Linked DNA regions of Homo sapiens: region 2 is linked to region 1. Evidence: chromatin loops called from intact Hi-C (ENCODE). Cell type or tissue: dorsolateral prefrontal cortex. All regions are shown on one strand.

What was found. Hi-C counts contacts between places; a loop is a spot of excess contacts. Peaks named below come from ENCODE experiments on the same cell type or tissue, not always from the same donor. Only the 100,000 strongest peaks of a DNase experiment are listed, where the experiment ranks them.
Region 2: a loop joins it to region 1, with 1.9 times the contacts of the local background. A loop is called at or near these places in 5 of 110 quality-filtered maps.

The regions. Positions count from the first base shown.
Region 1 is chr11:134,390,184-134,398,183 of GRCh38, reverse strand. All of the region lies in intron 1 of B3GAT1 (beta-1,3-glucuronyltransferase 1), which reads left to right. Among named protein-coding and RNA genes, the nearest start is that of B3GAT1, 18 kb to the left of the region's middle. RefSeq lists enhancers at 1-597, 3,922-4,752. In dorsolateral prefrontal cortex, CTCF peaks have their summits at 4,436 (motif pointing left) and 6,883 (motif pointing left); a DNase peak (open chromatin) is centred at 4,423; H3K4me3 peaks cover 777 bases; H3K27ac peaks cover 7,546 bases.
Region 2 is chr11:134,632,641-134,640,640 of GRCh38, reverse strand. LOC105369583 (a long non-coding RNA gene) reads right to left here and starts at 460. Exons shown (of 3, transcript XR_948212.3): 1 at 333-460. RefSeq lists a silencer at 3,144-3,274. In dorsolateral prefrontal cortex, a CTCF peak has its summit at 4,925 (motif pointing right); DNase peaks (open chromatin) are centred at 1,460 and 4,990; H3K27ac peaks cover 97 bases.

The sequences.
Region 1 (8,000 bases):
CACATGCACACACGCATGCACATGGGTGTCAAGCAGCAGGCCAGCTGCCCTGTGAAGTCACTCAGGCGGGCAGTTCTGTGGTGGCCAGCACAGCCTCGATGCCCTGTCAGAACAGAATACTCAACCCCAGGGGTTTTCTTGAGTCGAATTCCAAGCAACGCATTGAGGAGGACAGGGAGCAGGCAGGGAGCAGGCACCTGAGTCGCTGTGGTCAGACTGGCGTCTCCCCAAATCATCAGCCTCAAGAGAGTGCTGGGCAAGGGGGAGGGGACACCGGGACCAAACCCATGCTTGCTGTTCCTCACTGCGGGGCCCCCTAACTGCCACTCAGGCCCAGGTATACCCCCACACGCACTGTACCCTGGCCAAGTCCTGGCAGAGAGGAGCAGGCAGGGCATGGAGGCCCAGGCAAGGGAGCAGTTGACAGCTGGAAGGAAACGAGACAGGTGCTGGTTTGCAATGGCCAGGCCTGGTTTGCGCTTGGGCATCTTGACTCAACTTGAGAACCCTCTCCCTGGCTCTGGACCCCCCGCGGCTCTGGGTGGGAATGGGGCACTGCCCTCTGGCATGGGAATGGGGCACTGCCCTCTGGGTGGGAATGGGGCACTGCCCTCTGGGTGGGAATGGGGCACTGCCCTCTGGCCCCCCCTGTGGCTCTGGGTGGGAATGGGGCACTGCCCTCTGGCATGGGCCACGTTGCATCTCACCACAGGACGAGGAAAAGCATGCCATGTTGGAATTTCAGGGACGGAAGCTGGCGGGGCAGAGATGGCCAGGGAACAGGAGAGAACAGGAGGGACATGGTGGGAGTGGTGGGCGGGCGCAGGGCAGGCATCCCTGAGTGCCAGGCTGGGTACGTTGCAGTCAGGAGTGCACAGGAGGATCTGAGCAGGTCGCAGGCTGGGGTTGGAGGGTCTGACAGTGTGTGGACTCTGAATTGAGGAGGAAAGGCAGGCGTCAGAGAGATCACCATAAGGGCCATTGTGGGTAAAAACTTGACCTGGCCCAGGATTAGGGGATGGAGCCCTAGGCCGGGGCAGCAGTGGAAGGAGCTGAGGCCCCGCTGATGCAGGGAGAAGGTGGAGTCAAGGGCAGCCCTGAGGTTTTCATGCCGGGACCATGACAGAAAGAAGGGGGCTTGGATGAGAGCTGCTTCCAGAGGAAAGATGGTGGTTGGATCTGAGGTTGTGTGTTAGGTCACAATGGGACATGCCAGACAACAAGAGGTGTAGCAGCTCCGTGTGAGAGATGGGGAAGCTGAGGCCAAGGGAAATCAAAGGACGCCGTCAGGGGCCTCGTGCTGGTGTTTTCTCCTCTGACGATCCCAGACCCTCTCCTCTCCACCTGCCTCTTCTTTGGAGGTGACGTGGGGCTTTCAGGTCCGTGGCTTCCATCTGCCCTCCAGCAAGCAGCCCGGAGTTTGGTTGGAAGGAGGCAGCAGGAAGCCAGGCCGAGCAGACCCGTTTCCTGGCCCTTCCAGGCTGCAAGGTCAGCAGTGACAGCAGCTGCTCTTTATTGGCCCAACTATGTGGCAGACGGTTTGCCTGATTTTTTTTTTTCTAGTTATCCTGACAGCCTAGTGGTAGGAGCAGTATTTTTATTCCCGTTTTACAGATGGGAAAATGAAGGCCCAGAGAGGTTACCTCACCAGAATCCCGTAGCAGAGGCAGAAAGAGGCTGGCAGGTGCACAGGGTCGTCTGGCTGTGGGGTTCAGAACCTTTCTGCATCGCAGGGCCCCTCCATGCATGGCTCTTCCAGGACAGAGGAGAGCAAAGAGGTGGTGGCAGGGGGGTGGCAGAAGGCTATGACTGTGGCTGGGTTCTGCCGTCACCCTCAGTAGCTATGGGACTAGGCAGGGTCTGAGGAGCTGAGGGCCAGACATGGCCCATCTGCCTTGGTGTGGGGGACAGACTCTCAGGTATCCTTGGAAGCCCCACCCCCCGGTGCTCATGCCTTCGTGCAGTCCTCACCTTTGGTGTGGATGGCATTCGTGACCAGCTCCTAGCCAGCAGACTGTGCAAAAGCATTGGGCCATCACTCCCAGGATTACACTGTGCTCTGTAAGATTCCATCTGCTAGCAGATTGGCTCTAGATCCCTTCCTTGCTGGATTGACGAAGTAAGTGGCCATGTTGGAGAAACCGATGTGGCAAGGATCTGCAAGCAGCCCCCAGGAGCTGAGGGCAGTCCCAGCTAACAGCCAGCAGGAAGCCATGGCCCGCATTCCCACCACCACCCAAGTGAGCTTGGAAGCAGAGTCTTCCTCAGTCAGCCCTCCAGATGAGGACACAGCCCTGCCAATACTTCGCAGCCTTCTGAGACCCTGGACTCCTGACCCTTAGGAACTGAAGAGAGCCAATGGGGGCTGTCCTCTGCCAAGTGTGTAGGAATTGGTTAGATAGCAATAGGATAGGAAATGAATATACTTGTCTTGGGAGTGGGGACATTTCCTTCCAAAAGTGGGCCTGGCTTTTAGAATGGGCCTAGGGCAAGGATGGAAAGGTAGCAAGGAAGGAGGGCAAAGGAGGTTGGGGAGCGAGGACCTTTCAATACCAGACTTCTCCCCCAATCCCAGGCTGGGCTCCAGGGTTCTGTACAAGGACTACTTGCCAGTCCCACAAATCCCAAAGATAGCATGACCCTCAGTAATCCCTATCACGCAGGCAGGGGTCAAGTGGCCAAGTGGTGCTCTGTGCACCATCGTCCGGTCATGGTTAGCACATTCCTGCCGAACGCCTTCCTCCACTCGGCCAAGCAGAAGCACCCCCACTCCCATCACCCATCATGACCTGCTGTGGGATGGCTCCTCTCTGGGGTCTTCCATGGGCCTGGCTCACCATTGTCCAGCGTCCCACAATCCTTTATCAGGTTTGCTTCCTTCAGCTAGCCTTCTCTCCAGCTGCCGCTCCCTCTCCGGCTGTCCGTCCCCCTGCAGAGCATCTGTGTGCCCATCCCCGCTTCCCCACCCGCCCCCGGGCGTGCCCCAGCAGAGAGCAGCAGCAAGTGATGTCGTCACACGGTGAAGCCCCAATTCTTGCTTCAGGGCCTCCTGCATGGAGGCTCTGGGGTGAGTGGATGAACTGCTGCCTGAAGACCACTAGCTACATGATTCAGGGAACTTCAGTGACACCAGCCGGGGCCAACAGTGTATTCGGTTGAGATTCCTGCAGTTAGCCAGAATGGACTTTGACTTGCAGAGTACTATACTAAGCCAAACCCCAGTTTCCATTTTTTACTGAATCATAATCAAAATCAAAGCCAAAGACTATTTCTGAAAAAAAGAAAAACAAAGGAACTACCTAAAAAAAGTCAGTGAATTACATTTCTGATGCTGGAAGAAAACCAAAGCGTGAAAATATTCTCTGCACCAAATCAGAACAAAACTAATACTTCCTTCTGCCCAAGTCCTTGGCTGGGTTTTCCCAGTTAGAAGGGAACAAGATGGTTTGAGCTCTGGAATTCACGCTGCCCTTCCATCAGCAGTCCCAAGCGTGAGCCTGCAGTGACCCAGGCTGGGAAGCAGAGTGCAGACATCCCAGGGCCCAAGCTTGCCACTCTTCCTCCATGAGCAAGGCGAGGGCAGGGTGGGGGGAGAGCAGCAGTGCCTTCCTGGGGGCACTCGGCCCGACCACTGAGGTAGGCCATGCAGGGGATGAAAGGTCAGGGGGCTCTGGCCCTGGAGCAGGGTTGCCCAGTGGGTGGGCACGAGGGTGGGCCAGGGGAGGGTCTGCAGGGGGACGTGGTGTGGGCACGGGTGGCACTGGACACAGAGGCCAAGGCCCGAGTTTGAGCAGCTCTGCTGACACCTAACGCAGTGACCTTAGGCCGATCACTCAGGTTCTCTGAGCTTTGGTGTCCTCACATGCAAAATGGGGACGAGATCTGTGTGTCTGCCTCATGCTGTGGCTGCTCTGAACATCGAGGGACTGGGCTTTATGGAAAAGGGAGTCTTACTGTTTCAATGTAAGATTCAGAGTGGAATCTGCTATGGGGCCCCTCCCCAGCCCTCTGCAGTCGGTGACCAGGGCAAAGGAGGAGCAGGGGCCTGGGAAAGTGGCTCCTATATGGTGTGAGGTCAGTGCCTGTGTCCTGCCCCCCAGCAGGGCTGTGGTGGGCCCGGGAGGCGGTGGTGCTGGGGGCAGGAGGGCCGGGGTTAGGTTAATGAAGTATGGATTGACTGGGCTGGGAGCTGATTAGCTGTGGCATCAGGCGTTTCCTGAGCAGCGCCTGCAGAATCAATACTAATCCGCTGATCCCATTAGGGGCACCTGGAGATCTGTGGGACAAAGCCTGTCCCTCCCTCTCTTTGGGGGCACTGGGGTTCCTGGGTGACAGAGATGATATGAACAGCAGCTGTCTTAACCAGCAGGTTGGTGTCCTGCACCCGGTCCGCACAGCACACTGACCGGCGCCGTGTGATGCCTGGGGCTCCCTCTGCTGTCACCACTGAGCCCACGCCCTCAAGAGTCAGTGACGCCGGTTCCCAGCCTGTTCACAGCACTCACCGTCTCGCTTGCTACTGTCATCACAGAATGTCATGTAAACTGTTGAAATAGCGTGTTGAAGTAAATGTGTTGTTTCTATGAAAATTTCATAAGGTGAGTCCAGAAAAAAGTTCTCCAAGTTAGGTAAAGGCTGGCAGGGAAAAGTCATATTCTAAAGGGTGCTACACTCAGACTGCTCACCAAGTGCTCCTCAGCCCTTGAATCACTTTGAAGAAATCAAAACGAGATCGCAGCGGGATGCTGCGATGTGGCTGATGTCAGACGGTCAGCACAGACCTCCCTGACCCCGTGTCGGCTGAGCGGAAGTGCTGAGAGCCAGCAAGGATGGGTCGTTCGGATTTGGGAAAAATTAGCATGCATTGTGCAGTCCTGGGGAAACATCATCTATGGGACAACTGGCTCTGCGAGTTACTTACATTGAAATGTATGGCATGTATGTATCATTTGGAAAGATTCTTCGCCTTAATGGACTTTTTTGATGAACCACTTAACTACTGTTCCCATCTTACTGGGTAAAAAGGCCTTTCTCGTCCTCCAGGGATGAGTACCTCGGACAGTGTCTGAGCTTGTTTGTAACCTACCACGCACACGCATGCAGGCCTTTGGGAACATTTTGCGTTCACACGTCACCTGCACTGGAGCGAGCTGTGTCGTCTCTTCCGCTCTGGACTGAGCAAAGCTTCCCCACCCTGGATTGCCCACAGAATCCAACACAGTGCTTTGCCTGCTACAGATGCTCAATTAATATTTGTTGAGTGAAATTAAATAAGCTCCTCTCCTCAGGGCCTGAGGCATTGCTGAGGCCTTCGTTTGAACACCTGCAGGCTCAGAAGAAAACCTTTCCATGCTTTTACAATTGGCCAGCCTTGAACCACCCCTGCACATGCTCCAGCCTCACATGTTCTGCCCCAGCCTGGGTCAATCAGAGCCTTCCCATCTGAGTCCCAGACACCCCCTAGTCCTTATTCACAGCGCACAGCACCCTAAAACCCATAGACAAATTCCTCTCTGGAGGTGCCATGGCTCATACCTGTAATCTCAGCACTTTGGGAAGCCAAAGCAGGAGGATCTGTTGAGCCCAGTAGGTTGAGACCAGCTGGACAGCATAGTGACACCCTGTCTCTACAAAAAAGAATTTTAAATTAGCTGGACATGGTGGCAGGTACCTGTGGTCCCAGCTACTTGGGAGGCTAAGGCAGGAGGATCACTTGAGTTCCGGAACTCAAGCCTGCAGAGAGCTGTGATCATGGCACTGTACTCCAGCCTGGGTGACAGAGTGAGACCCTGTCTCTCAAAACAAAACCAAATGCCACAAATTCCTGCAGAGAGGTGTTCCCAGTATGGCCGATCTCCATAGGCATACTGGCCCTTAAGTCAGGACTCAGTTCCACGGGCCCTTAAGTCAGGACTCAGTTCCATGGGTGCTGGCCCTTAAGTCAGGACTCAGTTCCACGGGTGCTGGCCCTTAAGTCAGGACTCAGTTCCACGGAGGCTGTTTTGTTGGCGCTCTTGCCTCGCCTCTGGCCCTAGGTGCCCACTGAGCTACACTTTCCTCACATAGGACATCCCTTCATCTTCGCAGAGCCCTATGGTAACCTCCAGTTGCTAAAATGGCAGGATCGTTGAAACTTCCAGCTCAACCTCCCTATTGTAAAGACGAGGTCAAGGAGGGCAATCAGCATGACCCAGGTCCCCGTGGAGCACCTGCCGGACACGTCCAGGCCGCCACCCTCCCACTCCCATGTGCTGCCCCAGCTTCTGCTCCCCATCTGGGAACCACCCTCCACTCTCCCACAGGGAAGTGCTTGCTTCCCTCTGAGGCTCTGAGGGCACCCGGGGAGGGCAGGGCACAGCCTTTTGTGTCTCTACTTGCCGAGACGCCTGAGATCTGAGGTTGGTCACAGATATGGTGCAAGTGTCAGGATGGGAGTTGTGACCACGGCAGGCCTGGGCCCTACACTCACACACACTGCCCACGCCGCGTCCTGCCTCTCCACGAAGTCCCCCTTGTGCCTCCACCCATCTCCTCCTCCAGCACCCCATTCTTCCCCGTGCTTGCCTCCATCTCCTGGGCTCTCCTGGGTGTGGCCAAGCCACTCCTGCACCTTTGTGCTGATTCTTCTGCCTGACCCAAGGTCCTAGAAGCCATTCTGGGGTCCTTGTTAGAGACAGCCTGCGACCACAGACAAACACCGCCCTCCTCCAAGCCCCAGGCAGAAGCAGCAGGCTGCGAGAGGGGACCAGTGCTGGCCAACCTTGCAGCCCCGTCTCAGACTGGGGCCCAGAGCTGGGGGCAGGTGCAGCCCACCCGCTGCCTGGCCCCAAGCCCCTGCCCAGCCCAGGCATCACATCCCACGACCTGCCCCCTGCCGGCCAGCTGGCGTTCTCCAGGCTGGGGGCTCTCTGTGTTCTGCTTGATAACTGCCTGGTAATTAGCTCCACGATTTTGCTACTATGCTTATAATAGCCTCCATTAAAGTTATGGGGTTTTCAAGCCATAATGGCTTCCAGAGTAATTAATGCACAACTGGGTTTATTGCTGAGTTTATTTTTAGAGGTTTTCTCCCTCTCTCCCCCTCCCTTTTCTCTCATAGATGTTTTGACCAAAAAGACTGGATGGGAGCAGAAGGCACCCCACGGCACCCTTGCCCACAGGCCCCATCCTCCCCTCTCTTCCCTTCCCGCCCCTCCTTCCTGCTTCAGCCTCCAAGCAGGTGCTAGGGCCCTGCAGTGGGGGCAGCCATTGCAGAGGAGGGTGGCTGTGGTCCAGGCCAGAGGAAGCATTTGGCCTGTGTGTGCCCCTTACCCACCCTGCGCCTGGCCCAGGTTCGAGAGGCTTGGAGGCCTGGGACCTCTTATCCTATGCCCCCGATGACAGCATAGAGCCAGATGGCCTGGACTCAATTCCAGCTCCACCATTTCCTAATGGTTGACCTCAGGCAAGTTACTCCCCTTCTCTGGCCTCGATGAACCCACAGGGACCACAGCCATGCCTACTGCACAGGGCTGCTGTGACGTTGCAGGAGCAGGTGCATGTGAAGAGCTGAGCCTCATCTTCGGACATCTCTCATGCTATAGGGAAGTTTGTATAAACAACAGTGCAAGCGGGGGCTGAGAGGCTGCCCCAAAGGAAAGGCAGTGGCCCACAGGGACTGAGCTGGCAGGACACTCATCTTCTCTCCTTGGCTTTCTCCATCCTGGTATTAGAACCTGCACCAACACCAGGAGCACTTGAGAAAGCTCCTTCGAGAGTCTCTGAGAACACAGAAGAAATCTTCCTGGACATTTCTGAAGCCCCAGCCAGGCCCAGCCTCCCCATCCTTCATCAGATGTGGCCTAAGATCCAAACGTGTCTTGGCCAAAGAACCAAAACGTGTCTTGACACGCAGCCCCATGCAGCCCCAGCAGTGGCCTGGGTGTGGAGGGACAGGCTAAATCTGGGGGATGTGGCATGAAGTCACTTGCATCTCAGACCACAAGACCCAGCAGGCATCC
Region 2 (8,000 bases), 240 kb before region 1:
TCCCAGGCTGCATGGATCTCATTCCAGCCTGCTCCCACCTCAGCACTCTGTCCCCACAGGGAAGAGGAGAGGGAAGGGGCCACCTTAGACACCTGGAGTGTAGGCACTTCCTCTCCAGGACCTCTGACCTGCCTTTCCCTTGAACTGGAATAATGGTTCACACTCACCAAGCACTCGCTCTGTGTCAGGCACCTGACTAAATTTTCAATACATTCTACATCATTCATCCTTCACCAATAGTCCTATGAAACATTTTACAGATTGGGAATCTAAGGCTTACAGAGTGTGACTCCTGCTGAAAGTCACACAGGTAGTGACAAGGTGAGGGCTACCTGGCTTCATCGCTTGAGGCTTCCCCCCAGAGCTGATCTGTCTCTTGCCACAGCCACACTGCTCACAGCAGGTCAGGACGGCAACTCTGTCCTCTCCAATGCAGCCCAAGTGTCTGGGTTGGGGCGCCTCGTTCTGCTTCCAGGGCCCTGTGAGTCATGGGTGGGTTGGTTTTTGCTCCTCGACTCCTGCGCCACCCAATGCTCTCCCTAGGGAGCCGCACCCTTCTCCAGGGCCCGCCTCTACCCTGCCTTCTCCAGGGCCCCCCTCTACCCTGCCTTCTCCAGGGCCCGCCTCTACCCTGCCTTCTCCAGGGCCCGCCTCTACCCTGCCTTCTCCAGGGCCCGCCTCTACCCTGCCTTCTCCAGGGCCCGCCTCTACCCTGCCTTCTCCAGGGCCCGCCTCTACCCTGCCAGGCACACTGGTGTCTCCATGTGGACTCTTCCAAATGTTGCTCTCTGTCCCTGGTTCCACTCATGTGACGCACCCTTCTGTCACTGCTGGGGTGGGTCAAAATCCTCACTCAATCAGGGAGAAAGTGCTGTCCCACAGCAGGGCTGCTCACAGAGCTCAGGGGGAACAGAGACCCTCCCCGTGGGAGACCATGGGGACAGGGGCTGGAATGACCCCAGTAGCTGGGCTGCAGGTGGGTTCACCCCAGGTCTGGACCTCAGAGTTTAGCTAGAGAAGAGGGCTCATGAAATCACCCAAGCTGAGACTGGAAGGACTTAAATAGTGATTTGACCTAAATGTTCAGTTTTTATTGAAATCAGATATATTCTGAGTTCACCCTGCCTCTGAGCTTCTAGATGAGACTGGCTGCATCATGACCTGTGGCAGCCCAGTACCCTCTCCAAACTGGGAAATCCCAGAGGCTGGGGTGTCTCCTGGTCAGCCCTCGAGGCAGTTTCTATTTTCCTCCAAGTCCTCCTTCCCCTCCTTCCCCTCTACTCTTGCAGGATTTTCCTCCAAGTCCTCCTTCCCCTCTACTCTTGCAGTGGGTCTCGTGTCAGGCAGTTTCTATTTCCCTCCAAGTCCTCCTTCCCCTCTACTCTTGCGGTGGCTCCCGTGTCAGGTGCACTGTCAGCTGCAACGTGGGCCCTGCATCAGCTCTCTGATTTCTAGCCACAAAAATTCCCACTCATGCCGGCAGCTGGGGATGCCATCTGGGGCCTCCTCCTGCCCAGCAAGAGCCTGCTGAGGCTGGGCTCCCCGCACTGAGCTCCAGAAGTAGCCCAAATGAAGTGTCCTTCACAGAGACCCTACCAGCCCTGCCAAGACAAGTCCTAGGACCGGGACTGGAGTGCAGAATCTTTAGTGCAGGCATCGAAGGTGCTGAGAGCCAAAGCCGCAGGCAAGACAGAGTCTTCTGGGGAAAGCTCAGATCTAACCTAGAGGCCATGCTCACCCACCTGATCACAGGGTGGGCTACAGAGCTAGGAGTGGAGAAGCCAGAGAAGAAACAGGGCAAGAGCAGGTCTGGAAGAATGAGGGCAAGTATCACAAACCTCAGCACAAGTTTCTGTCATCAGGGAAGTGCTAGCAATGCAGAGAATAGCACCCTAAGATCCAGAGACAGCTGCACACCTTTTTTTTTTAAGTTGAAGGAAGTGTGAGGAGCAGCAATTTGTCCTTTTTCTTAAATGAGATGGACCATAACCTAGTCCCTTAGGCCCTCAAAATTTCATACAGGTGAATGTATTGTCATGATTCTGTCCTCCCATTTCTGGCACACCCGCATATCACTATTTGCACATTTCTTAATCTCCAGGTCCAATCAGTGTGGTGTTTTTTATGTGACCAGCATGATGAGCCCTGGAATGTTGAGGCAGTTAGATCCCGCTGGACTGCATTCGGATTAGAGATCAAGAAAGTTAGCAGAGCTATGGTGCACAAGAGTAAAACTGTACTGCTGTACTTGCTATGTAAGAGCAAGCTGCCATGGGTTCTTCCTCATTATGAGAATTGGCAAAAAAAAATTTTCACCAAATAAGCAGCTGCCTCTCAGGAGTCAGAGATTGTGTCTTATTGTAAGTGCCCTGGCAAGAGACAGAAGCCAACTTTCTGTAATTAGAACAGGGAAAATTTAATGTAAAGAATTACTAACTAGTAACAGTAACATGGTGAACTACTAAAAGGGGTAAGAGAAAAATAACTCAAAGGAATACAGACTTGGCAAATGCAGGGATTTCTACCTACCTCTAGGACTGAGTGGGACAGCCAAGGAGGAAAAGGGCTCACTCAGCCTCAAAGTTAAGAGTCAGACCTGCGGCTGTCAACTGTGGGTGGAAAAGAAGTCCCCTGAGGTGCTGACAGGGCAGGGATGGTCCATGGGAAGTCATCCTCTGGCATGCCGGACAAGCTTACTGGGCACCCCAGGACCCCAGAATTCCAGCCATGCTGCAATAGGAAAAAGAGCACACAGGAATCAGGAACAGAGGGCTCAACCTCTGCTGTACCTTGTAACTTCCCTCCAGGGTCGACTATTGAAAAAGCATCGCATTGCACCCGCTAGCTGGGGAGACACAGCCACAAGGCCAAGCTCAAGGATCACAAAGCAGGCCAAGGGAAGACAGATTCCGGTGGAGAGGCAGTGAGATGATGATCGGCGCATTAATTCACTCCAGTAAGAACACCACTCCAGAGGAGTAGCTGTGCCTGGAGCTTCCCCCTAGCTAAGCTTATGATATTATCCATCAACTGCCAATCTAGTTTGTTTGTATAGGGGCCAGGAGGGTGACTTTAATAAGGATATGGCCCAAGACACAGCCTAGCTGAATGAGGAAAGCACAGACTGTGGCAGATGTCTCTGGTTTCCCACAGCATGTCTTCAACCCAGCTCTGGTTTCAGAGCTGCCTGAGATAGACAACTACATGCAAGTTCAGGTTCTCAGTGGAAATGCCCTGCTTCAAGCAGCGTGTGTCAGATCCTCCCTCATTCTTCCTCAGGGCCCTCCTCCCCCACCACAGCCTCTCTGTGCCTCAGCTTCTTCCAGCCTATGGCACTCGGGCCTGGAGGTCCTGTTGTGTGGCGCTGACCAAGCTCTCACCTGGCTCACCGGCCCAAGGACAAGTAGTGTAGCAGCTGTGGGAGTTAATGTCCCTGGAGACAAATTTCAAACAATGTGAGATGGGCCTCAGTGACTAAATGTCCATCCCAGTAATCTTTATGTGAAAAATTATCAGAGGTCTCAGCAAACTTTAGTCACTTTTTCTCATGGGACTTCCCTCAGTAACACACATTTACACGGGCTTTTCTTCAGGTCTTTCTTAATCTCCCTTCCTCCTCACTCCATCTTCCTGCTATCATCTTCAACATAAAACATAAAACTATTTGCACTCATCGCCGGGTCTTGGGCTCTCTGCTTCCCAAGGAAACCGAGCAAGGGCCCAGCCTGCCCAGGGTAATCACCTCTGACACCGATCATCCATATGGCTCCGATTGCCCTTCACAAGCTGTTCATCCAGCTCCAAAATCTCACCCTGAGAGCTGGCTTTCAAGAACTTCTCTCATACAATTTATGCAGCCCAATTCCCCTAAAGAGTAGAGTCAGATGTGAGGATTTAGACTCAGGCTTTACTTAATAGATGCAATCCTGATACACATGTGAAATAAATGGGAGATGGAGAAGAGAAGAATGAAAAGTAGTTCGAGGTCAGGGTATCCTGCACTGGCCTCTGCTTCCTGGTGAGCCACTGAGAAGGTGGTCAGTCACTCTGCGACTTCATCTATTCACGTCCACGGATCTCCTATGGGCTGTGCTCTATGAAACCAAACTGTGACGCGGTCCAGGGGAGAGGAGGTTGGGAGGAATGTAATTCCTTTCTGTCCCATAACCTCAGGTCTGTTTGTCTAGTTGGCCCTATGGGGAGTGGGAAGACCTCGGCGGCAGGCCCTCCTTGGGCCACAGCAGCTCATCCAAGTCTGAAAGGAGGCAGAGAGGCCCGAGCCCCAGCAATGCAACCAGTGGGCACGGCTTCACAGCCACAGCCAGGGAGTCCCAGCAAGCCAGGAGGAGGCATTGAGCAGACCACACAGCAGCGTCTCAGAGCCACGTGCAGCGGACCGGCCAATGTCAGCCGAGCACAGCGGGAGTCTGTGGGACTGGGAGGCAGGCAGGGCCGGGGAGACATGAGGAGGTGCATGGAGGCATCTTGTACTGCAAGTGTGGACAGGAGTGAGTCGGAGACTTTGTATAAGGAGTGAGATTGTGATGGGGTGGAGCATAAAAGTGATTTATAGTGTGGGAGACAGTTTGGGTCTGAGGAGACTGTGAAGAGGAAGCACAGGCAGTCTCATCCCGAGATGTGTCCAGCTCACCCCAGCATGGCAATGCCCAGGGTGAGGAGCCCCCCGCCCTACACACCGGGGTTCACTACCCCAGCACACCTGCAGCAGGCAGGGAGCTGAGTGTTTAATGGAAGCTGTGTCTGCCTTTTAGCACTCAGATTTATGCAGATATATTTTTTACATTCAGAGTTCAGACTCAAGAAAGGTTGAATTTGTAAACAATTTTGCATCTGAAGCTTCCTCTAAATGTCTGAGCATGAAGCCTGAATGGAAGTAATCAGTACATTTGTGGAGAGGAAGCACAGACCAGTGACACTAGATGGAGCTATGAATGGAGACTGAGCCTGGCCACAGCTCCCTCGAGGGGCCCTGTTCTGGAGCAGCAGGAGAAAGGGAAGCCACCGTCCTCTGGCTTCCAGGCCAGGCTCATTAACCTGGCCTGCTGTTCCTTGTAATGAGTGGAGTGAGGGCATGGGGGTGCCTCTCAGAGACACCAGAGCGGAGGGTTGGTCACGAATGCCACAGGTGTCACAAGAATCTCATCCCCTACCACAGAGAACAAGAAACGCTTTGCCTGATGAACCAGAAGGAGGTGTCAGCAACCAGGACGTCAACTGCATGTCACCCGACCAAAAGTCACGGCCACGATCACATCGGATTTGCCTGGATGCAGAGGACAATGACAAAACCAAATTGTCTTCTTTTCTGTCAGTTCGGCAAATCCATCCTTTTCATCACTGATACCTGTCAAGTCCACCCATGAAATGCCCGTGACTTCACGTATTCATTTCCCCTCGTTCTGCTCCTCTGCGAGTCCAGGCTTCACTGCTGGGGGTTTATCTTACACATCCGTCAATCTGCGACAGTTCAGGAGGGCAGGGGGCTTGGGGGACAGACACATGGAGGAGGCTCAATATGGAGGGAACCCCCCACCTGGTCTCCCCTGTAACCCCTTCCCTCAAGGGCCTCACCGGTGCAGACCCGGCCTCTGCACTCCACACGCCTGTGCACACCCACTCATTCCTTTACGGCAGCCTCGTATTCCACTCCTTGGCTTCCTTGTCTGTGTTTCTGGGCTAGTCTTGAGGGCAGGGTTGACAGCTTATTTATGTCTCTATCCCTAGCTCCATATTCAATACTTAGTGAGAAGCTTGGTAAATATTGGCTGAGTTAATGAAGAAGTAGGGCTCCAAATCAATCTGAATCAGTAAGTCTGATTAAAGTAGCAATGAATAGTTATGAATAATAGGTCAACTGTAGTTTTAAAATAAGTTAGAAAATTATCTTTTTAAAGAAGCACGTTATTGTTCCTTGGTATTTATCCAAAGGAGCTGTAAACTTACGTCCACACAAAATCCTGCACAGATGTTTACAGCAGCTTTAATCATAATGGCCCAAACTCAGAAGCAGCCAAGATGCCCTTCCATAGGTGCATGGTTAAATACACTGCAGTGTATCCAGACAGTTATTCAGTGATAAAAGAAATGCACTATTAAGCCATGAAATGACATGGAGGAAAATTAAATGCATATTATTGGCTGGACTTGGTGGCTCACACCTGTAATCCCAGCACTTTGGGAGGCCGAGGTGGGCGGATCACCTGAGATCAGGAGCTTGAGAACAGCCTGACCAACATGGAGAAACCCTGTCTCTACTAAAAATACATAATTAGCCGGGCGTGGTGGCACATACCTGTAATCCCAGCTACTCGGGAGGCTGAGGCAGGAGAATCGCATGAACCCAGGAGGTGGAGGTTGCAGTGAGCCGAGATCACGCCACTGCACTCCAGCCTGGGCAACAAGAGCGAAACTCTGAAAAACAACAACAACAAACAACAAAAAACCCGCACATGAATAAATGAAAGAAGTCAGTCTGAAAAGGCTGTCTGTTGACTGCATGTTTCCAACCGTATGACATCTGGAAAAGGAAAAGCTACAGAGACAAGAACAAGATCAGTGGTTGCCAAGGGTTACAGGGTAGGGAGGGATGGATAGGCAGAGCATGGAGGATTTTTGGGACAGTGAAACTATTCTGTATGGTACTATCAAGGTGAGTACATGTCACTACAAATTTCTTCAAACCCATAGAATGTACAATACCACGAGTGAACCCTAACATCAACTTAAGGGGGAAAAAAAGCATATTATTAAAACTGCTCACTTTCTACCAATAACAATGATAGTACAGACACAGGAGTAACATCTATTGAGCACTTACTACCTTCAGAGGCCTTGCTGAGTGCTTCACACATATTGTGAAGTTAGGTATCCTCATCTCTCGTTTGCAGATAGGAAAACTGAGGCTTCAAAAGGATAAGGAACTTGCCCAAGGTTATGCAATTAGTATGCAGCAGTGCTCTGACAGCAAATTTCCTGCTCTAAACAATCACATTTTACTGGTTTTCAGGGCAAATTTCTCTCCAGAGGACCCTGCATGGGGCTGACCAAGCACCAGACATCCTGCTAGCAGCAGGACATTAGCTAAAGAGACCCCAAGACTGATCAGCCGTGCAGTCCTCAAGGCCATCAACCCCAGGCCCTATGCACTGGGCATGGGAGGCAGCAGTGTCCAGCTTGATGGCATGATTGGCAAGCACGGGTTTCTCCAACACAACACAGTGGCTCTCCACCCACACGCAGAGTCCTCCCCGTCTCATGTATCTGTTTATCATTGCGTCCCCCAGAATGTAAACTTCAAAACAGCGAGCAATCATCTATCTTGTTCCTAGTTGAATCCTCAGTGTGTAAACCCAGCATAGTGTGGCCTGCCAGTTAATAGATGCATGCAGGAACAAATGAAATGAATAGGTGAACGGGAAAATGTATGAGGATACTACCCTATCACTCACATTATCAAATTCAGCTGAATATTGTTCTACTTATTGTATACAGACAAGAAAAAGGAGACCCAGATTGGTTATTGGCCTGCCAAGATCACTGTCTATGTGGTGTTGGTGCTGAAAAGAGGGCAGGCCCACCAGAGTTTACACCAGGCACACCGGATCCCCACCCAGCATCCCTGCTAGAGAAGGCATCTAGAGGCCACAGCAGAGTCAGAACATCAGCGGAGGCCTTCCCGCTCCAGATCCTGAGCGGTGCAGACAGGCCAGCTTGCAGCCTTTGTCTGGAGGAAGGGCTGTTTCTTCTTGTTGGTGGCACTGGTCCGTCAGCTTCCCCATGGCTCCTGTCTCACAGCTCCTGAAACAGCACAGGTCAATCGAGACACCAGAGCCAGGCCTCCCCATCTTTTTCTCAGCCCTGGCTCCCTGCTTCAGGGAATACACAGATACTCCTGCATGGGAGTAAGCCTCAGCCCCCGAGAAGGTCCACCTTCCCAGCATGAGCTCAGCAGCCCAGGCCTGGGCTCCCCAACTCGCTGC